Regions from separate parts of the Homo sapiens genome. Here region 1 is linked to region 2. The links are chromatin contacts, found by Hi-C in ENCODE. All regions are on one chromosome and are shown on one strand. The core of a region is the stretch at or near the end of the contact, and the rest is flanking DNA. Distances in the headings are between cores, read along the strand shown.

What was found. A loop is a pair of places that touch in the nucleus more often than their neighbours do. Pooled maps may share reads with other maps.
Region 1: a loop to region 2 is called in a map of naive thymus-derived CD4-positive, alpha-beta T cell, with 7 times the contacts of the local background. The contact joins the promoter of ZNF213-AS1 here to the promoter of ELOB in region 2. A Hi-C loop is called at or near these places in 1 of 168 maps with a recorded cell type or tissue (naive thymus-derived CD4-positive, alpha-beta T cell) and 6 of 50 pooled maps.

What each region holds. Positions count from the first base shown.
Region 1 is chr16:3,132,642-3,137,050 of GRCh38, reverse strand. ZNF213-AS1 (ZNF213 antisense RNA 1) reads left to right here and starts at 2,169. Exons shown (of 6, transcript NR_110900.1): 1 at 2,169-2,421; 2 at 4,109-4,201. It overlaps ZNF213 (zinc finger protein 213), which reads right to left and starts at 2,022. Exons shown (of 6, transcript NM_004220.3): 1 at 1,664-2,022. RefSeq lists a silencer at 1,732-1,961 and enhancers at 2,072-2,261, 2,272-2,441.
Region 2 is chr16:2,775,791-2,780,327 of GRCh38, reverse strand. It overlaps ELOB (elongin B), which reads left to right and starts at 3,048. Exons shown (of 4, transcript NM_007108.4): 1 at 3,048-3,091; 2 at 3,201-3,335. The coding sequence starts at 3,089. RefSeq lists enhancers at 202-1,135, 1,136-2,070, 2,718-2,857 and a silencer at 2,928-3,057.

The DNA of each region.
Region 1 (4,409 bases), core at 920-3,419, 360 kb before region 2:
GGCTTTACTGTAATGCCTTGCTCATGTGACTGTCTCTCCTATTAACACAGGCCCACAAGCTCTCATCCCAAAGCCAGAAATCCAAAACCCGGGTGTTTCATAACTCTTTGACAGCAAAACCCAATGTCATTCATTTGGCAGCACCACCTGACCTGATATAAGCATATTTATAATCTCAATTTATTCCACTAAATGTAAATGTTCAAAATTATGGTGGAAATATTAATAACATATATCTTCAGTTTATAAAATTTCATTGAGCTATACCCACTCGTGTGTTTTTCTGTATTGCACATTATACATCAATTAAATATCTTTTTTTTTTTTTTTTACTGAGAGAGAGTCTCACTCTGTCGCCCAGGCTGGAGTGCAGTGGCGCAATCTCAGTTCACTGCAACCTCTGCCTGCCAGGTTCAAGCGATTCTCCTGCTTCAGCCTCCCAAGTAGCTGGGACTACAGGCACCAGCTACCACGTCCAGCTAATTTTTTGTATTTTTAGTAGAGACGAGGTTTCACCATGTTGGCCAGGATGGTCTCAAACTCCTGACCTTGTGATCCACCCGCCTCGGCCTCCTAAAGTGCTGGGATTACAGGCGTGAGCCACTGCGCCCGGCCTAATTAAAAAATTTTAACTGATATGTTTCATTATTTAGTGTTGCCCCAGATCCCTCTGGAGATGTGCTTGATATATCGTCTGTGCACTATATTATCTTTCTCAAATTTGAAAACCTCTGAATTCCAAAACACATCTGGCCCTGAGGTGTCACAGAAGGGCTTACAGACACCATCCAAAGCCATTTATCCACAGGTACATATAAATGTATGACACATTTATACCTTACATTGTTACTCTCTACTGAAAAGTGTATTATGCAATTTTCAGTAATCGATTTTTTGTTTCAACAATAAAAATACAAACTGGCCGGGCTTGGTGGCTTATGCCTGTAATCCCAGCATTTTGGGAGACAGACACAGGATGATTGCTTGAGGCCAGGGGTTCAAGACCCCTTTGGGAAGACAATGTGAGACGCCATCTGTACCAAAAAACAAAAAAAGCCAGGTGGGGCTCCTGTAGTCCCAGCTACTGGGGAGGCTGAGGAGGAAAGATTGCTTGAGTCCAGGAGTTTGAGGTTGCAATGAGCTATGATCGCACCACTGTACTCCAGCCTGGGCAACAGAGTGAGACCATCTCAAAAAAAAAAAAAAAAGAAAGAAAAGAAAAGTAAAAAGAAAATGAAAAAAATACAAACCATCTTAATAAAAAAGGGAAGATTCAAACAATATAGAAATCTGTAAAACTCTCCCTTCCTCAATACCATTGTACCCCCCGACTTAACAGTCTGACAAATGACGTCCCAGACCTTTTCCTGTGCTTTTACTAAAAAAGTCATCCATAGCGGGGAGAAAAGGTGCTTGATGTGTTTCTACATAAATGAGACCTTACTGCACAGACATTAGCGGCACTATGAGCTTCCGCGGTATGGATATGCTCTAGTTTCTTAATCAATACTCGAGTGATGCATTCGGGTTGTTTCCAATTCTTTAGTCCATCCTAAGCACTTTATTTATTCTGCTCCTCACAAGACCCCTGAAAGGTGCGCGCACCATTCTCATCCTCTGGTGACTTCGAAGAAGACTTTCCTCGAAGAGGGCCAGGACTCACCAGGGTCGCTCAGCAGGACACGGCAGGCGGGAAGGCGAGCCAGCCGGAGCCCCGCGCTGTCCACCGCAGCCTCGCCCGCGGGGCGAGCGGCGATCGTACAGGGGCGTCTGCCGGGGGACCAAGCTGGCAGAGCGGCGCGGGGGACCAGCACTTCCTAGCAGTGCGCGCGCCCTCCGGCCTCTGCCTCGGGGCGCTGATCCCGGCCACTCGGAGCCCGGTGCTTGATGTTGGAGCCAGGCGGCCAGAGGCCCCGTCCCCGCCCCGGCCCCCGCCCCCGCCCCCGCCCCCGAAACACACAACGCCCACTACGGCCCAGGAGATCCCACTTCCGCCGCGAGCTCCCGGCGCCGGAAGTCCTCGCGGGGCTCGCTGGGAAACTACGCTACGCAAGCATTCCCCAGCTCCCAGAAAGCCGTTCGTCCACTGAGCCCGCCTTCTCCATGACCGATGGCCAATGAACAGGAAGAATTCTCAGGCTGCCTATTAGAAGACAGAAACTCCATACGCGTCATACACCTGCACCCGGGAGGAAAGGCGAGGCTCTGCATCTAGATTTACCTCGTTCTCTTTTGTCTCCGCTTTTTTTTCACATTTCCTTGCGACCCTGGCCCTTGAGCGACAAAAAGGGGAAGCCAAGGCTGGCCCGAGGAACGGAGAGGGCACATGGCCTAGCCACAAGTGGAGCTTCTGCTCCGCCCGAAGGGATGCGCTGGAGCGGCCTCTTCCTTCTGCCACGGTCTTTCTTTGCCAACTAGTAGGTGAGGGCCGAAAGGCCGCGGGCCGTGGAGCTCGGGCCGGGGAGACTCTTTTCTAGCCTCTTGGGTCCCGCTCCTCCCAATTCCCTGGAGAGGCGTCGAGCTTGCTGGGAAGTGCCCTCGGGTAAGGGGCGCGGAGCCTCCTGCGGCGATCCTCTGTCTTCGGGTCGCCTTAGCAGGACGCGGCAAGCGGGACACTGACCTGGCCGGAGTCCCGCGTTCTCTCACCAGCTGCTTTGTCCACGAGTTGCTGCTGGGCGTCAGGGGTCCCACGGCCCGGAGGGATCTAGAGCAGGGGGGCTCGGGGTCCTTTCCATACCCTCGGATCCTCTCCCACTCTCTCCACGCCTCGACCCGGAGATGATTTCAGGCTCCAGATCTCTTTCATAAATGGAAAGAGTTTTTTTGGTTTGTTTTGTCTTAATTATGTAGGTGTTGCATGCTTGGAAGAGAAAATTTAGAAAATTAATTGGAAAACCATAAAGATAGCTTTCTCGTGATAGCCACAAGGCTTGCTCCCTCATTCTGCTCATATGTCACCCCCTCAAGGAGGCCTTCCCCAGCTCTGTAAACAACCTGTGCTCGGCGTTAACTTTTCTCCCTAATGTTTATCACTACCTGACATATACGTGTTTCCCACGACTCAACGATAAGTGTTCATGAGGGCAGACACTTTTTAATGCCCTATGACAAGCACCTAGAATTGTGCCTGGCACATGGTAGATGCTTAGTAAATATTTGTTTAATGAATGAAGGTAAAAAACATTTCTAATACGACCATCCAGGAATAAGTACTATTCATGTTTTAGTGTGTTCTTACAGTTTTACTGTTCAGACAGTTATATGCCTGTGAATATATATTATATATGTGTGTATATATATATATATATATATATATATATTTTTTTTTTTTTTTTGAGACAGAGTCTCGCTCTGTCACCCAGGCTGGACTGCAGTGGCGCGATCTTGGCTCACTGCAACCTCCGCCTCCTGGATTCAAGCGATTCTTCTGCCTCAGCCTCCCGAGTAGCTAGGATTACAGGCATGTGTCACCACGCCCGGCTAATTTTGTATTTTTAGTAGAGACGGGGTTTCTCCGTGTTGGTCAGGCTGGTCTCGAACTCCTGACCTCAGGTGATCTGCCCGCCTCGGCCTCCCAAAGTGCTGAGATTACAGACGTGAGCCACCGTGCCTGGCGGAATTTTCATATTTTAAGTCCCCCACCCTTGGACATTTAGATTTTTTCCATCTTTCTGTATTTGCAGATATGCTTCTACGTACACCTTTATTCATTTGCTTGAACATTTCCCTGAGAAAAACTAGAAATGGAATTGCCAGATTACTTTGTGTACATGTTTCCAAACTGTCCTCCAGAAAGAATGTAATGCTTTGAACTTCCACTTGAGAATCAAATGTTTACCTTCCTCTGTTCCTCCAGATTTGGACATTTACAGTGTTCAGCCGTTGTTGTGGCATTCCAATTCAATTGGGAAACAGCTTGATGTAGCGTCCCCATAAGGTCCACAGTAATTAAATTTTTTTTTTTTTTTTTTGGTGCGGTAGTGCAATTTCATGGCTCACTGCAACCTCCACCTCCCAGGTTCAAGCGATCCTCCCATCTCAGCCTCCCTAGTAGCTGGGATTACAGGTGCACGCCACCACACCAGGCTAATTTTTGTATTTTTAGTAGAGATGGGGTTTCACCAGGTTAGCCAGGCTGGTCTTGAACTCCAGACCTCAAGGGATCCGCCTGCCTCAGCTTTCCAAAGTGCTGGGATTACAGGTGAGAACCACTGCACCCATCCTATTAAACTTTTAAATCATGATAGTTACCATGTATAGAGTGTTTATATGCCAGGCATTGAGCTAAGTCTTTTACGTCTTGCGCTCATTCTGTGCAACAGCCCAATGGGAGAAATTCCATGAATATAGTTACCATTTCCTTGATTTCTAGAGAAGCTGGATATGTTTTCTTTTTTTCCAGTATTATT
Region 2 (4,537 bases), core at 1,799-4,298:
AAGGCCCGGGGAAGATTGGAGTCCTGCTTTGGGGCACGTGAAAGGAGAAGACAGATTGTTTCCCAGGTCTAACACACCCAAAAGACACAAGGGCCTTCCCCATCATAACACAACACCCTGTCTGGGGTGGGGAGTGATGGGAATAAAAGGTAGACAGACGCTGGGCGTGGTGGCTCACGCCTGTAATCTCAGCATTTTGGGAGGCTGAGGCAGGTGGATCACAAGCTCAGGGGTTCGAGACTAGCCTAGCCAACGTGGTGAAACCCCGTCTCTACTAAATATACAAAAAAACAGCCAGGCATGGTGGTGCATGCCTGTAATCCCAGATACTCGGGAGGCTGAGGCAGGAGAATCCAGGAGGCAGAGGCTGCAGTGAGCCAAGATCACGCCATTGCACTCCAGCCTGGGAGACAGGGTAAGACTCCGTCTCAAAAAAAAACAAAAGGTAGATGGGAGGGAGCAGAAGACAGGCTGCAAGGCGGATTCTCCGAGTGAAATCTGTGAGGCGGAGAGGTGAAGGCCAGTTGAAGAGAGGAGCCCAGGAGGACATTCCCGTGTGGGTAGCAGGCGCAGCCAGCCAGCTCCTCTCCACCACTGGACGCTCCCATTCCTTGTAAAGGCCCTTAAGGAGAACCTGGACCCCACAAGACCACACTTCCAAAAGTGGAGACCCCAGGCTAGGCCAGCGAGTGGCCCTGCTCCGGGAAAATCCCTCCTGACCCCATTCCCACCACAGGAGGTATCGCTGCACTGAATGATACGATGGCCTGCCATCTCCTCGTGTAGTTATCCCACAGGGAGGACAGCGTCGTGGGGTGTGTGGAGACTCCCTCTAGGGGCAAGGACTCGTGCTGGGTCCAGGTGACCTCTGACAGCAGACAGACACCACTGACTGCGCCAGCTGGGGAACTGCGCCACTGCTCACTGAGCATCAGCACGTGAAGGCAACTGTTGTTGTATTTATGAGCTGATGCGCGGTGAGGGCAGGCACACTCCCCAACCTCCCAAGGGCTCCACACTGTGTATCCCCGCTTCATGGATGGGAACACCCAGGTGGAGGCCCCGGGCTTTGCCGGTAGGAGCTGGGGTTTGAACCCAGTGATATGCTCTCTGGAGGACAGGCACCACCCTTAAGAGGATGGTGACTCCTGGTTTCTGGTGGACATCCTGAGCTGGGGCATCAGCTGTGACGGCCCCCACAAACGAGGTGTCCACCCCTGGTCTCTGCAGATGAAGCCTGGATGGAGTATGGATCCAGGCGTCTCCCTGTGGAGACGGCCCCTCCTGTACCTACACACCCCTTGACTTCTGCGTGGCCTGCTGGGCTACCTGAGAACTTCCTGGCCCCCACTGTCCACACTCTTCCTTCGCTCTCCCTCCACAGAAGCACAGGATTTAAAGTTGCCAGTTCTATGTAGGTAAAGACACTGGGATTAATTAATTGGAGACAGAGTCTCACTCTGTCGCCAGGCGATGTGCAGTGGCGCGATCTCGGCGCACTGCAACCTGCGCCTCCGGGTTCAAGCAATCCTCCTGGCTCAGCCTCTCGAGCAGCTGGGACCACAGGCGTGCGCCACCGTGCCCACCTAATTTTGTTTGTATTTTTAGTACAGACAGGGTTTCACCTTGTTGGCCAAGCTGGTCTTGAACTTCTGGGCTCAAGTGATCCACCCCCTTCAGCCTCCCAAAGTGCTGGGATTACAGGCGTGAGCCACCGCCCCCAGCCAGACACTGCGACTGAGAAAGAAATTTTAGCCTGGCCAAGAGCTCTTCCCAGCAATTACCTGTCCAATGCCTCATGACTCACGTCATGAAGAAGAGACAGGTTCTGCAGGGACTGCGATGCTGAGGACCCTGGGAGCGGGGGTAGGGGCTGCAGTGAACCGCAGTGAAGGAAGTCACACGAGGGAAGGGACTTTGGAGGACTCCCCAGGGAGGAGCCACATTCCACAAGTCAAAAGTAGCAATAACTAGAATTACAGCTTAGAAAACACAAATGCAGCGCTAAGACTTGCCGAGGTTCTACGCAGTTCAAAAACTGTTCCTCTCCCATCTACAACAGGAGGAAACTGGGCTTTGATGAGGTTAACGGCCCATGGCCACAGTCAGCAGCGGAGCCCAGGGCTGCTCCTTCGCCTCTCTAGATGCCGAGGCAAAAATCGCACCTCCACCTTCCACCCCTCTCTCAACAGCCCTCAAAGCGCAGCTCGGAGGACTGCAGGGCGGTTTGGCGTCCAGGGCCACCCTCTGGCTCATCTCTCCAACGCCGCCTCCGACACCCGCCCAGCACGACCCAGCCTGGGGTGTCTCTGCAAGGGAGAGGTCAAGTGGGGGGCCCTCACTCTCATGTAAATGTAACTTGGGGCGATGCAGGATAGTGTCCAGCATTCAGGAAACAGGGCCTTGGTGGAAAGAGCGGCCAGCCAGGAGAATCAAGTCTCTAGGCCTTTTCAGAGCCGAAATGCAGCCAAGCAGGAAGGCGGACAGGCGCCCAGGGCTCCTGGGGCAAGGAGCTGCCCCTTCCCTCCTCCTGCGAAGAGCGGTCGCCAACCGCTCCCGTGCCTCCTCTTCTAGCCCAAGGAGTTCGCCCGGGCCATCCCTAAGCCCAACAGCAGCCCCCAGGGCTCTTCACAGGTCATAAGCCCCTCTGAGCGGCGACAGTCCTCGCATCCAGCCCGGGTCAGGGAGCGGGGGTGACTGTCCCCAGCACGGCGGCCAGAAGACCCCAAATGCGGAGCCTGCCCAAGATGGCGGCCACGACTACGCCGCGACAAGACGGCCCCGAGCTCGGTGTGCCCGAGCTTGGAGCCCGCCGGACCGCACCAACACGGGGACCTCCCCTCTGCCAGTCCCAAGACGGCGCCACCGCCTCCAAAGGCCATGCCCGCCGTCGGGATGGCGGCCGCACGCCCCTCGATACCGCCCGCTTCCAGATCACTTAAAATGGCGGCGGCTGCGGGGCGGCACGGGGCGGGGCTGCGCCGGGGGAAGGGACGCGGCGCGGGGCATGCTGGGCCACGCGCGGGCTGCCGGGAACGGGGCGGAGCGCGGCTGCGCCGGCGCGTCGAGGGGAGAGGCAGCAGCCGCGATGGTGAGCGGGCGTGGGGGAGGGGCGGCCGGGCCGGGCCGGGGGCGGCGGGGGGCGGCTGGGCCGCGCGGGGGGCCCGGGCTTCGTGCTCACGCCGGCCCGCCGCCCCCAGGACGTGTTCCTCATGATCCGGCGCCACAAGACCACCATCTTCACGGACGCCAAGGAGTCCAGCACGGTGTTCGAACTGAAGCGCATCGTCGAGGGCATCCTCAAGCGGCCTCCTGACGAGCAGCGGCTGTACAAGGTGGGTCCCGCGGGCGGGCCGAGGGGAGCGGGTACCCGGCGCCGGGCACGGGGCTGACGCCTACGCTGTCCGCGATGTAAACAGTAGCGGCCGGCGACGCCTGCGGGCGCCCGAGCCGCGGGACTGGGACATCCGTTGTGCGGGTGAAGCGCGAGCTGCGCTCGCCGCGGGGATCTCCGGTCCGGGGGCGATGTTTAGACCTCGTGCCGGGCCCCGGGCGCCGAGGGCACCGTGGCATGCAACCCCTGCAACGGTATCGCCCGCGCCGTGCAGTTGACGAAATTGAGGTTCGGCTTGGTCGCTTAACCAGCCAAAGGTCATTGGCAGCGCCAGGGTTCGAACCACGACCCCTTAATCCCCACCCTTCTTCGCAGGCCCATCGGAATCACGCTGTCCCCCCGGACACTCCTTCGGGTGGAGGGTGGGGAACTCAGTGAATGCAAAGAAAGTCAGGTCCCACTCGTTCTTCACCAAGCAACCGTTTGTTATTACCTCCCGACCTCCTGCTGATGTCCTAGAAGCCCCCCTTTCCCCTTGCAAACGAACTGAGATTATTCAGTCAGAATGGCTTGGGGTTTGGGGTCTGCATTGGGGAGTCAGATGCATCAGCCTCTGATTTACGTCTCCCAACATTGTGAGGTTGTCGCCCAAGTGCATTGTTCAGATTCTAGAGCTGGAAACTGGGAAACTGACTTTTAGCTCCAGGCTCAGAGCCTCAGCTCCCATGGTCTCTAAAGGCCTTTCCTCACTCATAACTACTGGGACTTAGCAAATATTAAATGACCGTGCCTGTGCATGTCCCGTGTGCCACATGTCTACTTAGTGCTTTATGTTTCTTCCTAGCTCATTGAAACCCTCTGGTGGCCCTACGAATTGAGAATTCTGGTAATTCCTAGTTTACAGATGAGGAAACTTTGCATCAAAAGGCTCAACTACCAGCCAGCCGTGGTGGCATGGTCCTGTAGTCCCAGCTACTCTGAAGGCTGAGGCAGGAGAATTGCTTGAGCCCAGGAGTTCCAAGCTGGAGGGGGCTATGATAGCGCTTATGTTGGGTCTGTGCCACTGCATGCCTGGGCAACATAGCGAGACCCTGTCTCTAAAATAAAAAAATGTTCAAATGCCTAGTCCAGGGTGACAGAGCTGGGATTGAAAGCCAGGTCTGCCTATCTCCAGATAGCTCAGTGGCTCCTCAAATTAGATTT